Linked DNA regions of Homo sapiens: region 1 is linked to region 2. Evidence: chromatin loops called from intact Hi-C (ENCODE). Cell type or tissue: GM12878. All regions are shown on one strand. Links, peaks and the distances in the headings refer to the core of each region. The heading gives the core; the rest is flanking DNA.

Region 1 (7,701 bases), core at 1,863-6,862, 310 kb after region 2:
CAAACAAAGCAAAGGCTTCTGTGTCGAGTGGATCATATGTTTCATTCCCCTGTCTCCAGGCAGCACTATAAATCATCAGACAGAATCCATCCAGATTTTACCAACTCCTTGCCAAGGGGTTTCACCATTTCCCATCCCAGTGTTTCCTCTTTCCAAAGTTAAGCCTCATCACTGCAAATTCTTCTTTTCAGTCTAACCCGAATCCCACTTGCTTCACATTCAACCTATTTCTTCTTGTCCCACCTTCCAGGGAGCTGGAGAAAATCGGCAGGAGACACAGGCACTGCAACCAAAATGCTCCATTTAGCTGGGAGAGAAGCCACAGGCTCCACGCCCCAGCGATTCACCAGAAAGCCGAAAGCCCCAGCTCCCAAGGCCAGCCCTGTCAGCACCTGGCCCCGTGTTCCTTTCCCAGGGCCCTGCCTTGCCACGGTGATTTATGGGCCCTGTCAATCTGCAGGCTGAGCCACGGAGACAGCTGGGAGTAGCAAGGATCAGCAGCGGCCACGCGGGCCAAGGGGGGTGGGGTGGCTCAGGCTGAGCCTGGGGGGAGGGGGAGGGGAGCAAGAGACCCAGACACTCCAGACCACAGTGTGACAGAGATGGGGATGGAGACCCCAGCACGCCGGGTCAGAGCAGCCGCCAGCCTGAACCAGGGCAAGAAGCTGCGGAACAAAGACTCCAACCAGAAAAGCATGAAGAAGGAGCAGAACGGGAGACAGCCTGAGAGCCGCTGGAGCCGCTTCTCCTAGGGAGTTTCAGATTCTCTTTATTCTGAAGACAAAAGCAAAATGAAGATGACAGACGGTGAGAGATGTTTAGCGGGTTTGTTTTTCTGCAGACGTTCTGGAGGACCTGGATGAAATCGCCAATTAGCCCTCCTCCCCGCAAGCAAGCTCCCAAGTCCACAACCCTGGTGGGAACTAAGTTCCCCACCCAGCCCCAGCTGGAGGCAACTCTCACTCTGTCTCTCTCACCCCCGGTTTATGTGTCTTTGTCCCTGCAGCTGCACGTCTGACTCCTTCTTCTTTCTTTCTTGGTCTCCCTTACCTTAGATTTTTCTTCCTTGGTATTTTCTGGTCTCCTGCCTCCCTCTCTGACCCATCTCACTCCGAGGAGCCACTGGAGCAGGCTCTCTGGCCCTTGGACCCATCTGTCTCCTGCCTCTGGCATTTCTTGCGCCCCTCCCGGTGTGTCCTCCCGTCTCACCCCCACGCTGTCTCATTGTTCATTGGCGATTGACCTTAGTTTCTTTTTTTTTTTTTTTTGAGACAGTCTCTCCCTCTCACCCAGGCTGGAGTGTAGTGGCTCAGTCTCGGCTCACTGCAACCTCCACCTCTCAGGTTCAAGTGATTCTCCTGCCTCAGCCTCCTGAGTAGCTGGGATTACAGGTGTCCACCACCACACCTGGCTAATTTTTGCATTGTTAGTAGAGACGGGTTTCACCGTGTTGGCCAGGCTGGTCTTGAACTCCTGACCTCAGGTGATCCTCCTGCCTCAGCCTCCCTAAGTGCTGGGATTACAGGCATGAGCCACTGCACCCGGCCATTGACCTTAGTTTTTGATGTCCATCCGCTGCAGGTGTCCCTCCCGTGGCCCTGGGCAGTGCGTCCAGGTGGCCTGTGGAGCAGGAGAGTGGAGTCCCCAGCCAGAATTTGCTGTGCAGAGAGGGAGACCCTGCATTGCTCTCAGCTGCGGGCAGCTTGGCATAAGGAAAAGGCAGTGCCCATAGTTAGGGGAACAGAAGAGGCAGCCAGCAGCAACTTTCATCCAGAGTGGATCTGAAATTCCAGGCCAGGCCTGAGGAATGCTCAGCTGCTTTTGTGTGCATACACACACACACGGAGACACACACATACACGCACGCATACCCACACGGGGACACACACACATACACACACAGACACATATGGGGACACACACAGGGACACACACATACACGGGGACACACAAGGGGACACACATACACACAAGGACATACACACAGGGACACAAAGCACAACAGCCACACACTGGGCAGCCTCAGATGGCCTCACAACCAGACTCCCAAATTCACATCTCTCCACAGTCATCCAGGAACCACAGTCCTTCCAACTCCCAACCCCAAACCACACTGCCCGGAGACATTCCCCTGCCCCACAGGGCACCAGGAGCCCTGAGGCTAGAAAGGGGCTCTGGGCATGTGCACTGCGTAAGGGAGAAGGATAATTTGTCTCAACTTAAATCCAGCCCTCGCTATGGGGACACCAGCCTCTCCCTGGCGACCGTGAAAGGGAGGACGAGGAGGAGGAAGAGGAGAAGGGGGAGGTGAAAGAGGGGGAGAGGGAGGAGGAGGAGGGGAGAAGGAGGAGAAGGGGGGGGAGAAGAGGAGAAGGGGGAGGAGGAGGAGGTGGGGGAGGAGGAGGAGGTAGGGGAGGAGGAGGGGAGGGGAAGGAGGGGGAGGAGAGGGAGGAGGGGGAGGAGAGGGAGGAGGAGGAGGAGGTGAAAGAGGGGGAGGAGGGGGGAAGGAGCACAGCTTTCGACCCAGGCTCTTCAGGTGAAGGAAGGAAAGAAAGACTGGTTCCCAGCGCGCCCTAGGAGAGAGGCCAGGAATACAAGGCCACGAAAGCCCATCTGTTTCCAGGCTTCTGTGATTTGTTTTCCCTTTTCTTTGAATACCCCTTGATTTATGAGACTAGGGGTGAAGATCTCTTCTCATTTAACTTACTTTGAAGCTGATTCAAGTTGTTCCAATAATAAATCAGTCTAAATAAAAAGCACCTGCTTGCATGGGGGCTGAAGGGAAGCCGCTGCCTGAACACGTCCGGCCGGGGGGAGGTGCGCCCCCTGGGGGCCTGAGAGGAGATGAGAGTGCCTGCCCCTGGAACCCAGGCAGGAGGCGCATCGTCCCTGAGCACTGTATGTATATATACTACATATGCAGTGTATGCACCACATATGCGCCACACGTGCACTATATATACACGCTATATATGCCATATGTGCCCTACATGTCCACCACATGTACGATATAGGTACTATACATGCACTATATATATGCATTACATATGTACTATATATGCAGTTTACTCACTACATGTAAACTACATATGCACTATGTATATATAGTATATATACTATATATACATATGCACTATATATACACTATATGTGCACTACATGTACACCACATAGACCATATATATGTGTAATGTAATGCACGTGTAATGTAATGTGGCGTAGTGTAATGTAGTGTACATGTAATGCACATATAGTGTATATATGTGAATATAAAGTGCATATAGATTGCCTATGTAGTGAATATATAGTGCACATATAGTGTATGTGTAAATGCACGTATAGTTATATATAGTGCATGTATATGCACTGCATAGATACTCTATATGCACTATATATTCACTACATATTCATATGCTACATAGGCACTATATGTCCACTACATGTACACCACATATATGATAGATGTGTAATGTAATTCACACGTGTAATGTAGTGCACGTGTGTATATGTTTCGTGTACATATGTTTCATGTACACTATGTGCACTATGTACCATATATGCACACTATATGTGCACCACATATGTACTATATATGCGCTGTATATTCACTACACGTACACTACATATGCACGATATATACACTACAGCACGTGCACTATATATACGCTACGTATACACCATATATGCACTAGATGTCCACTGTAAATGCACTATATGTGCACTGTATACACTGCATATACAGTATGCGCTACATATATACTATAGGCACATTGTATTCCCACCGCACCGCAATGAGACAGGCATCATTATTATCTAGTTAGAGGCATGACCCAGGAAAACCCCACCAACCCTACCTGCACCACCCCTCAGGCCCCTGCCACAGGCTTCCTTGGGGCCTGCTGTTTTGTTGTTGGGTTTTTGCTTTGTTTTGTTTTGTTTTGAGATATGGTATCACTCTGCTGCCTCGGCTGAAGTACAGTGGCATGATCATAGCTCACTATGGCCTTGAACTCCTGGGCTCAAGTGATCCTCCCACCTCAGCCTCCCGAGTAGCTGGGGCTATAGGCACCTGGCTACTTTTTGTAGAAACGGGGTGTTTCACCAAGTTTCCCAGGCTGGTCTCAAACTCCTGGCCTTAAGTGATCCTCCTTGGCCTCCTGAAGCGCTAGGATTACAGGCGTGAGCCATTGCGCCTGGCCAGGGGCCCACTCTGGTGCTGGCTAGGACAGCTCTAGCCATGCCTGCTTTGCTGGGGAAGGGCAGGAACCGGATAATTTCTTCTTTCCCACCCAGGCCCTGCGCTTCAATCTTTGAGTTTCTTGCTTTGTTCGGGAGATTTCCTTTCATTTTGAATAAACAATCACTTAACGGCCTGTGGCTGCACCTCCTCCTGCTTCAATGGGAGGTGATCACAGTGTCCAACCTGACAGACTGTTCCAGACCCAGCTTCCCTGCCTGTGCCCCTCAACCAGACTCTGGCACCAAGAAATGACCACACAGGGTCTCCCAGTTTGATATGGGGTAACTTGAGCCCCAGGAACTCAGGCAGGAGCCACCCAGACCTATAGCCTAATCACAGCTCCACCAGGGTTTAGCTCTGTGACCTTAGGCAAGTGGCTTGACAACTCTGAACCTCCATTTCCTCTGCTGAGCACAGAAATAGTGACAGGTCCCACCTTGTGAGGCCATGAAGATCCTGCTTAGCCCAGTGCTTGATACGGGGTTATTGCTTAGGAAATGGTGGGGTAGGGTTATGGGAGCCGGGGTGAATGAGCCCCGAGAAGAAACCTCAACCCACAGGAGAGCTACAAATGATGCCTGAGGCCACACAGGGACACCCCGAGACATACCCCACCCCTCCACAACCCAGCAGAGGGAGGTGACAGAGAGGTGGCTAGAAGGAGATGGGGAACTGAGACTTCTCACAAGTACATGTGGGAGTCCCCGGCACCACCAAGTGCCACCACCCCAAGAAGTGAGATACACGGAGTGTGATGTTTCTCTGGCACAAGCCGTCCTCACAGCCCAGGAGGTGTGGCCCAGTTAGGAACTTGCTAATGACCTTCTCTGTCAGCTCAGGACTGAATGAGCAGGCTCCAGGCCTCCAGGCTAATGCCAAGCCCGACCCTGAGTTCTTAGGGGCCACACTGGAGAGTGGGAGGTCACGGCACATGCGGGTCCTGTCTGGGTTTTAGGGACAGGGCCGGGCTGTGTTCAGAGCTGTGAGTATGAGGGGACTGGGGCTTCTGGAGAGCGCCTGAAGAATTTACAAAGACCCTTGGTCATGGAAGTATAACGTGTCCGGGGCCAGAGGACTCAGGACAGAGGATCAGGGCCCAAAGAAGGGATAGGGCTAGGCGGCAGTGAGGCCTAGTGAGAGGCAGGGCTGGGTGAGAAGATAGAGACCAAGCTGGGGCTGTGGCCCGGTGAGGCGGGGAGGGGGCTGGTGGGGGATGGAGGCTTGGAGAGGGGCTCCAGATAGACAGTGGAGACAGGAACCAGGATGGCCACAGACCTGGGCCACTAGGGGCCCTGCTGGGGCATCTTGGTTGGGGGGAGCACGCCAGAGCCTGGGGGGACAGTGGGACCTGCCCGCAGCATCCTCACCGGGCAGCCATCAGGAGCTACTGTGCTGGGGACAGAGGTGTCTCGGGGGGTGTGGCATGTTGCTTCCCCTGAAAATGAGAGTGACTGGGCTCTTTTCTCGCTGGGAGAGAAAGCGGCTCCGCTCTCCTTCTGTCCACAGTTCTGCCAGCTCCTCAATGCCCCCTGCCTGCCCCAGGACAAGGGCAAAGCCAGGTATCTGGTGGGACCAGATTGGGCCTTCCTGCCCACGCCCCGGTCTGCCACCAAGCAGCCTACACCATCTCTGTTCTCTCTCTGCTTCTCCTCCTCCTCCTCCCTCCCATACTCACCTTCACTCCTGTTTCCCAATAACCACCCTCGGAGAAAGGAGTCAGAGGAGTTTGGACAAAGTTCATCCTCCCCAGCCCCAGGGTGCAGACACTTCCCTCTCAGCCACGGCCTCTGTTTGGGGCTGGCCCAGACAAGGGGAGGGGTAAGGGGGACATCCCTCTGGCTGCCTGTAGGGTCCACCCAGCCGGGGAAGAAGCCTCCACGCACGGAGGAGTTGTCCACAGGGAGGGCTGCAGAGCAGACAGAGACCCATTTACAAACCAGGCCAAATTTTTTTTTTTTTTTTTTTTTTTGAGACAGAGTTTCACTCTGTCGCCCAGGCTAGAATGCAGTGGCGCGATCTCGGCTCACTGCAAGCTCCGCCTCCAGGGTTCACACCGTTCTCCTGCCTCAGCCTCCCAAGTAGCTGGGACTACAGACGCCCGCCACCATGCCCGGCTAATTTTTTGTATTTTTTTTTTAGTAGAGGCGGGGTTTCACCGTGTTCACCAGGATGGTCTCGATCTCCTGACCTGGTGATCCGCCCGCCTCGGCCTCCCAAAGTGCTGGGATTACAGGCGTGAGCCACCGTGCCTGGCCTAATTTTCTTTAAAAGTGGCATTCTTGTCTTCTAGAAAATACGATGCCATTTTCCTGGCTTGGTGAGGGGTGAGGGGCATTATCCCATCTCCGCTGCCTCTGCCTCCCTCCCCTTCCCCTCCTGGCAGTGCTACTGCTGTTATTAATAGGAAGCAGCTTCCCGGGGCAGCCACCCAGTACAGGTCATCCATCTCCCTCAGAGCGGCCGTCACCCCCCACGGCTCAGCACCCGAGGAGTGGCACTCAGGCTGGGAGCTCTGACCTCATCCCCACTTCCCTCCCTGCCCCCCTCCTCACCTTCTAGTGTTGGCATAGCAAGGTCCTGGGGCAGGAAGGAGCTAAGCTGCCCAGCAGGGATGCCCCAAGCAAGCCTCCCTCCAACATGAAATGTTCATGCATTCATGCATTCAGCAAACATTTATTGAACACCTATTATGAGGCGCACACTGTTCAGGGCCCCAGAGTCAGAGCAATGACCAGACACAGTCCCTGCCCTCATGGAGCTAACTGACATTCCAGTGGGGGAGACAGATATGAAAAGAATAAACTATAAATAAATGACAAAATCTTAGATTTTAGACTCACAATGTCAAATGCAATGAAGCAATAAAACAGGAAAAGGAGATAGGATGTGCTGGGTTCGGGGGTGGTCAGGAGAAGGCTCTGCACAGAGGTGACATCTGTGCTGAGACCTGAATGATAAGAAGCAGTCAGCCCTTAGATCTGAGACGAGAGCATGCCAGGCAGAGAGAATGGAAGGGCAAAGGTGTGGAGAGAGACCGAGTTCTGGCGGTACAGGGGCAGAAAGGGTCAGTGTGGTAGGGCAGTGGAGGAGATCTTGGGGTGAGAAGAGGCTGGAAAAAGAAGAGAAGGTTAGGTCAGGCATGGGACACAAAGAGAAGCTTGGATTTTTTGTCTTTTTTTTTCCAAGATGGAGTCTCGCTCTGTCACCCAGGCTGGAGTGCAGTGGCACAATCTCGGCTCACTGCAACCTCTACCTCCTGGGTTCAAGTGATTCTCCTGCCTCAGCCTCCCGTGTAGCTGGGATTACAGACGCGCACCACCACACCCTGCTAATTCTTTGTATTTTTAGTAGAGACGGGGTTTCACCATGTTGGCCAGGCTGGTCTCGAACTCCTGACCTCAAATGATCCCCCGCCTCGGCCTCCCAAAGTGCTGGGATTACAGGTGTGAGCCACTGAGCCC
Region 2 (7,701 bases), core at 1,506-6,505:
GAGGGGAGCGCCCCTGAGTTTCAGGTGCGCATGGGACGTTCGGGAAAGAGGCCCATAAAGAGTGTGGGGCCCTGGGCTGCCGATGCAGGTATAGGAGTTGCAGTGTCTGTGGCCAGCAACCAAAGCCAAGGGCGGGAACAGGTGCAGAGTGAGGCAGGAGAGGCCTCTGGGCTCACGACAGACCGGACTGACCGGGGACAGGGAAAGCAGGGCAGCCAGGAAGGCAGGGAGATGGGTGGGAGGAAGGTGCAAGACCAGAAGGCCACCTGCAGCCAAGAGCCTGAGGAAGGAGCCAGAAGCCCTGCCCAGAAGCCCAGAGGCTCTGAGCCTGCTGTGGTCTCTCCCCAGAGCATGGGGCCCTCAGAGGAGACCGGAGGGGCCTCAGGCTCACTCTTGCTGTCACTAGAGGGACATCGGGTACACCAGTGGTGTTTAGGTCAGGAAGATAAGACAACTGCTTCTCAGCCTTCAAAGGGCTGTGTGAGGTGGGCCAGAAGGCTCACTGGGCATAGGGCACGTCCTATCACACCACCCTACAGTCCAGTCAGGTGGGACAGGGGAGAGGGCATGGTCATCCCTTTTACGGTTTTCTGGCAAGTGACACAGAGTAACTGGAGAAGCAGAAGCTCCCATCCAGGCACATCTGGCTCTTAAGTGAGTGCTCTTAACTCCTCTCAGCATTACTGTCCCCTACCCTGGAGGACAGAGCTGGACCCACGTGTAAACGTTATAGGATGGCATATACCAGCTGCCTGTAAGGAAAAACCTGTGTGGCGTCCAGCAGGGGGCACCCCAGGGCTGTCTCTAGGACAGTGGGGACAGTTGAAGCGAGAGACAGCAGATAGGGCTTTCATGTCTCCTATGATCCTATTTTTTATTTAAAATTTAAAAAAAAAATTTTAGAGACACGGTCTCACTCTGTCACCCAGGCTGGAGTGCAGTGGTGTGATCATGGCTCACTGCAGCCTCAATTTTCTGGGCTCAAGCGATCCTTCCACCTCAGCCTCCTGAGTAGCTGGGATTGCAGGCACGTGCCACCACACCAGGCTAATTTTTATTTTTTATAGAGATAGGGTCTTGCCATGTTGGTCAGGCAGGTCACAAACTCCTGACCTCAAGCAATCCTCCTGCCTCGGCCTCCCAAAGTGCTGGGATTATAGACGTGAGCCACCGTGCCTGGCCAGTTCTTCCTAATCATTTGATATTTATTGAGCACCTACTATATGTAAGGTAGGGACAAAACAAAGTCTCTGGTCTCTTGGAATATACAGTCTAGATGGAGAAACATAACACAAGCAACTAAATGAGTGAACAAGATAATTACCCACATGAGATAGCCCTTCATCAATAAGCCAGGCACTACTCTAAAAGCTTTATCTATATTAATTTGTCATAATAACCTCACGAAGTGGAAACTGTGATTACTTCCATTTTTACAGATGAGAAAATTGGGCCAGGTGCAGTGGTTCACACCTGTAATCCCAGCACTTTGGGAGGCCAAGGTGGGTGGATCACCAGAGGTCAAGAGTTCGAGACCAGCCTGACCAACATGGTGAAACCCTGTCTCTACTAAAAATACACAAAAATTAGCCTGGGTAAGAAGAGCCAAACTCAGTCTCAAAAAAAAAAAAAAAAAAAAAAAAAGAAAGAAAAGAAAAATAAAATTGAAGCACAGAGAGATTAAGCAACTTGCCTTAGGCCATACTGCTAAGAAGTGATGGAACTGGAATTCTTTTTTTTTTTTTTTTTTTTTTTTTTGGTACGGAGTCTTGCTTTGTCTCCCAGGCTGGAGTGCAGAGGCGTGATCTCAGCTCACTGCAACCTCTGCCTCCCGGGTTCAAGCAATTCTCCTGCCTCAGCCTCCCGAGTAGCTGGGATTACAGGCGCCCGCCACCACACCTGGCTAAGCTTTTTTTTGTATTTTTAATAGAGATGGGGTTTTACCATGTTGGTCAGACTGGTTTTGAACTCCTGACCTCAAGTGATCCACCTGACTTGGCCTCCCACAGCGCTAGGATTACAGGCATGAGCCATCACGCCAGGCGGGAACTGGAATTCTACTCAGCCACTTAGGCACTTGGCCTCTGTAGTGTAGAGAGTGAGGGCAGGAGTGCTACTTTGGTTGGGGTGATCAGGGAGGACCTGTCTGAAGAAGTGACTTTTTTTTTTTTTTTTTGAGATGGAGTCTCACTCTGTTGCCCAGGCTGGAGTGCAATGGTGCTATCTCAGCTTACTGCAAACTCCACTTTCCGCATTCAAGCGATTCTTGTGTCTCGGCCTCCCGAGTAGCTGGGATTACAGGCGTGCACCACCATGCCCAGCTAATTTTTTTTTTTTTTTAATAGAGACAGGGTCTCACCATGTTGGCCAGGCTGGTCTTGAACTCCTGGCCTCAAGTGATCCACCTGCCTTGGCCTCCCAAAGTGTTGGGATTGCAGGCATGAGCCACGGCGCCTGGCTGGAAGTGACACTTGAATCACATGATGACGAGAAACCAGCCATACGGCTCTGGGGAAAGAGCACTGCAGAGGCAGCCAAAGGCTCCGACATGGGAATGAACTTATTCACAGGTCAGAAAGGCAGCCAGCATGGCTGGAGCAGTGAGCAAGTGAGGAGGTGATCTGACGTGAGCTTGGAGATGTAGGAAGGTGACCCAGAGAGTTTCCTGAGGACCTACTATGTGCTCTGCCCTATAAGATATAAATGCTCTAGGAAGCAGATATGATATCGTTTCCATTAAGGAAAAACCTTTGCTCTGTTCAGCAGGAGCTAGGGATGGGGGTTTAGACATCAGCTGCTGACAATCTTGTTTGATGAAACCAAATTTCCCAAGAGTAGCAGGATGATCAGGATGATGATGATGGTGATGATGCTGATGGCAGCAATGATGGCGATGACAGGCATTTGCTGAGGACCTAGAGCGCCAGTTCATGAGCTCAGTGCACAGGCTCATTTAATCTGTGCAGTGGCCCCCTTAGATAAAAGAGCTAAGACTCAGAGATGCAGGGTAGCTTGCCAGGGTCATGCAATGAATAAGGAGTTGAAGCTGGCTTTCCAGCTTAAGTCTTTTTTTCTTTAAATTGACATTTTATATGTGTATATAGACTTTTAATTAACATTATTTTCACAGAGCCAAGCAAACATTTTCAGTCCGCAGGAGGGAAAGAGGGGAGTTGTGGGTTGTGTTGCTGTTTTTTTTTTTTTTTTTTTTTGAGATGGAGTCTCGCTCTGTCGTCCAGGCTGGAGTGCAATGGCGCAATCTCAGTTCACTGAAACCTCCGCCTCCCAGGTTCAAGTGATTCTCCTGCCTCACCAGCTTAAGTTTTAATGACTTTGCTGGGGTACAGAATCAGAAGGGGCCACATGCTGGGGGACAGAGCAAGGACAGAAGCTGGGGGCTCCCAGGTGAGGAAGAGCAGAAAGAGTTGGAGATGACGAGGACACTGGGCTCCAGAGTGTCTGTGCGTACCATTACCCCAGGCAGTAGGAGGGATGCTAGGTGTTTGGGGGCTATTTTGGCTAAGTGGTCAGGGAAGGTAAAATGAATTTCCTCTTAGATTTCTCAGTGGAAACATATGTTTAACAATTTGGTAATGGAAAAGTCCCTCTTCCCCTTTCTGATTTCTTTTTCTTTTTTTGAGACGGAGTCTCGCTCTGTTGCCAGGCTGGAGTGCAGTGGCGCGACCTCTGCTCACTGCATCTCTACCTCCCGGGTTCAAATGATTCTCCTGCCTTAGCCTCCCAAGTAGCTGGGACTACAGGCGTGCGCCACCACGCCCAGCTAATTTTTGTATTTTTAGTGGAGACGGGGTTTCACCGTGTTGGTCAGGCTGGTCTCGAACTCTTGACCTTGTGGTCCGCCCACTTCGGCCTCCCAGAGTGTTGGGATTACAGGCGTGAGCCACTGCACCTGGCCTCTGGTTTCTTTACCTTAAAAATCTGGATTTTTGTGTACGCGGTGTATTCAGTTGTGGACATGGTATATTCAATTGTGCACATAGAGGGAGGGAAGGGCCAGTTCCTCCAAGTACCACTAGGTGTCAGCATTGTCAAGGCTGTCCCCAAGCTGTGTCTGTCCTGCCCATTTCTCTGCGGAGGAAAAGTCGAATTTGAATCCAAGTCCTGGTCTCTTCCCATTGTTTGGGGCTGAGCCTGGCTCTTCAGGGGCTGGGATTTGGTGCTGCTCTGACCCCAGAGGCTGTATGAGAAACATTTAGGAGGCTAGGTCTCCAAGGCCTGGGAGGCCCCTGGGTCTCACCCCAGGCCACATAGCAAGGGCTTTGGATGGCTGGACTCCCCTCCAGAGCTGGGCCCCTCCCAACTAGGGAGGGCTGGTGGTATCCTGGGATCTAGCTCCAAGTAGGTCTGGGAGTCTAGAACCCCCCCAAGTCCATCTCCACCTCGGCAGAGCCCTGGGCCTTGCTTGATGGTGCCAGGCCTGCAGTGAACACAGAACACCCAGACAGATCCAATCCTGAGTTCCTGGTGCATAATGACTTTGCTATTTCCCACCACCGTAAATTAAACCTAATCTTGTGTTGACTCTGCTGAACAAGGAGAATAATGAAGAAGATTAAGATGAGATGGTATTCATTCTCCTCCAACAAAAGCCAATTAATTGTCAGTAGGATTACTGCCTGGAGCCAGGAGCTGCTTGCTAGGAGCTCTGCAGACAGGATGGAACAGGGCTGAGGGCCATTCGCTAGGGTTGCCACTGGGGTCTGCTGGTCATGCAGCAGGAAATATTGCAGGTAGATGTTAGGGAGAACTGCCAGAATGAAGGAGGGGGCTGGCACCAAGGAGGAGGGTGCAAAGAGCTTGGAATCACTCACAGAGGTGATGTTTCTAAGGCGTGGAGGGGAACGCTGTGGAAGTTCCCAGCCACCTGACCATGTCCATCCGAGGCCCCCTGGGACCTTCCCCTGACCATGTCCATCCGAGGCCCCCTGGGACCTTCCCCTGCCTTTCTGCGGTCACCTTTGATGAATGAAGCTGCATTCAGGGGTCTCTGGCTTCCTCCCCACTCTGCTTTTTTTCCTCCCTTCCTCTCCTAGGAATCAGGGAGGCCATTTGTCCAGTGTTAACAGCTTGGGTTTAGAGACAGAAACATGGCCAGGCGCGGTGGCTCACGCCTGTAATCCCAGCACTTTGGGAGGCTGAGGCGGGTGGATTGCTTGAGGTCAGGAGTTCCAGACCAGCCTGGGCAACATGGTGAAACCCCGTCTCTACCAAAAATACAAAACAATTAGCTGAGCCTGGTGGCACACGCCTGTAGTCCCAGCTACTTGGGAGGCTGAGGCATGAGAATCGCTTGAACCTGGGAGATGGAGGTTGCAGTGAGCAGAGATCGCACCACTGCACTCCAGCCTGGGTGGCAGTGAGATTTTCTCTAAAATAAAAATAAAAATAATTAGAGACAGAAACACTTGGGCTTCACCTGGCTTTGCCCCTTGTCCTCAACCACACAAATGGAACCTACGATCCTCACCTGCCAACCTGGTTTGATACTCCCAGGCACTAATGTGCCTCCAGTTCCTGCACCCACTAGATTCTTGGAACAAGACAGTGAAGCTGAATGGAGTGGCCTGACTGCTGTGGGCCGTTGCCAGAAGGTGAGGGAACCAACATTTGTTGGTCTACTGCTGCATTATCTCATCGACTGCCTACAGCAGCCTCCTCGGGAGGCTTTATTTTGTCATCACAAAATTTATTGAAGAGGAAACCGAGGCTCAGAGAGGTGGGGCCCTTGGTCGAGGTCACCAAGCTGTAGGCTGCAGAGTTGGCTGGGACGGGGCTTCTGTCGCCATGGCCCCCAAAGCTTGAGCCCTTTCCTCATCTGCACATTGCTTCGTGCACATGGAAGGCATTCAGTGTGTGCTGGCCGGATGAATGAAACGCTCATCAAATGCTATTTCTGGTCCAGTAAGTTCCGTTTCAGACTCTCCCACATCCTGATAACTCCCAGAAGTAAATGGATTGTGTGTGATTTGTGAAATTCTTCTTGGTAATTCTTGGCAACTCACCTACCTCACTACTACTGTGAAGAAAACTCTACCCTCCCATCCAGATCTAAGTTTGCTTCATTTACTCGGATTGATGAGGTTTTTTTTTTTAATTTTTTTTTATTTTTTTTTATTTTCTGAGCATGGCAAAAGTAGCCTCAAAGTCCAGTTTTACAATCTATGCTATCTCAGCACACGCTGAGCACTCACCATGTGATAGGTGTGTTCAAAACATCACCTGTGTATGGTTTTATTTAATCCTCCAAGCACATCTGTGTGCTATTATTCCCATTTCAGAGGCTGAGATGAAACTGAGGCCCAGAGACGTGCATTCTCGCCCCAGGTCACACAGCAAGGGCTTTGCATGGCTGGAATCCCCTCCAGAGCTGCCTCTCCTCGCCCCCTGTCACCACCTGCAGGCTTTCCTGGGTGAAGTGATTCTTGCGGAGGGATTCTAGTCCTCTGTGCAGACAGGAATTGTGGTGGAGGCCGTGGGCTTCCGGGTTCAGTTGGAATTGGTGGAGTTTTCTGTGTCCCACAAATCACACACTTAGACTCAGCCTCAGGAATTGATCTTTGGTTCATATGTGGAAGGATTTACCACTTAAGCTTTTTTTTTTTTTTTTTTTTTTTGAGACGAAATCTCACTCTGTTTCCCTGGCTGGAGTGCAGTGGCATGATCTTGGCTCACTGTAACCTCCACCTCCCAGATTCAGGTGATTCACCTGCCTCAGCCTCCAAGTAGCTGGGATTACAGGTGTGCACCACCACACCTGGCTGTTTTTTGTATTTTTAGTAGAGATGGGGTTTCACCATGTTGGTCAGGCTGGTCTCGAACTCCCGGCCTCAAGTGATCCGCCCGCCTCGACCTCCCAAAGTGTCGGGATTACAGGCGTGAGCCACTGTGCCCGGTCACTTAAGCATTTACTCAGCACCTTCTGCGTGTCAGCACCTTGTTATGCTTTGAGGATACAACAGTGAACCAATGAGGTCCTTGTCCTCTAGGAGCTCACAGACTAGAGGGAGAGAAGGATCTGGGTTCCCAGTTCTGACCCTCCCCAGGTGTGTGACCAGTTAGTGCCTCAGTTTCCACATCTGTAAAATGGGGATGATTTTGTTACTTACCTGATAGGATTGTTATGAGAATCAAATGAATTAATATAGGTAAGACACTTAGATCAAGGCCTGCACATAAAAGGTGCTACATACAAGTTTGTTAAATAAAATGGACAAGTCTGGCAACTATAGTCTAATAATAGTAAAAGGGTGGTGAGGGGAAGCCTACTGAATTTTAGAGGAGGGACATCTAACATAGACCTTGATCAGGAAGGTTTCCTGGAGGAGGCGGTCCATGGACTCTTGACCCAAGTGATGGTAGGAGGGTGAATTACTTCCCTAGCCAGCTTGTAGCTTCCTGGGCTGTCACTGGGAGCTGCAGTACTAACTGGCCTTTTCCTGGGGCTTATTGTCATAATTTTTCAATGTGCGAAGCACTGTAGTAGCATCTGGATTCGAATAGAAATCTCTGTGCTCAGGGACCTATGATTGAGAGGGTGGGAGGAAAACATCCTGAATATGTTCTAGGACAGAAAAACAGGCCCCCAGACGCTGTGGGCAGTGTGTGGGGAGGTCTCCAGTGGGGCAGGGTGTAGAGAGGCCCTCAAAGCTGCAGAAAGACAAAGATGTCCTCGAAAAAAAG

What was found. Peaks named below come from ENCODE experiments on the same cell type or tissue, not always from the same donor. Only the 100,000 strongest peaks of a DNase experiment are listed, where the experiment ranks them.
Region 1: a loop joins it to region 2, with 7 times the contacts of the local background. A loop is called at or near these places in 65 of 110 quality-filtered maps.

What each region holds. Positions count from the first base shown.
Region 1 is chr1:11,332,824-11,340,524 of GRCh38, reverse strand. No RefSeq gene overlaps it. Among named protein-coding and RNA genes, the nearest start is that of UBIAD1, 63 kb to the right of the region's middle. RefSeq lists an enhancer at 6,183-6,685. In GM12878, for the core only: a CTCF peak has its summit at 2,837 (motif pointing left); DNase peaks (open chromatin) are centred at 2,820 and 4,914.
Region 2 is chr1:11,638,944-11,646,644 of GRCh38, reverse strand. No RefSeq gene overlaps it. Among named protein-coding and RNA genes, the nearest start is that of FBXO2, 12 kb to the left of the region's middle. In GM12878, for the core only: a CTCF peak has its summit at 4,048 (motif pointing right); a DNase peak (open chromatin) is centred at 4,046; H3K27me3 peaks cover 170 bases.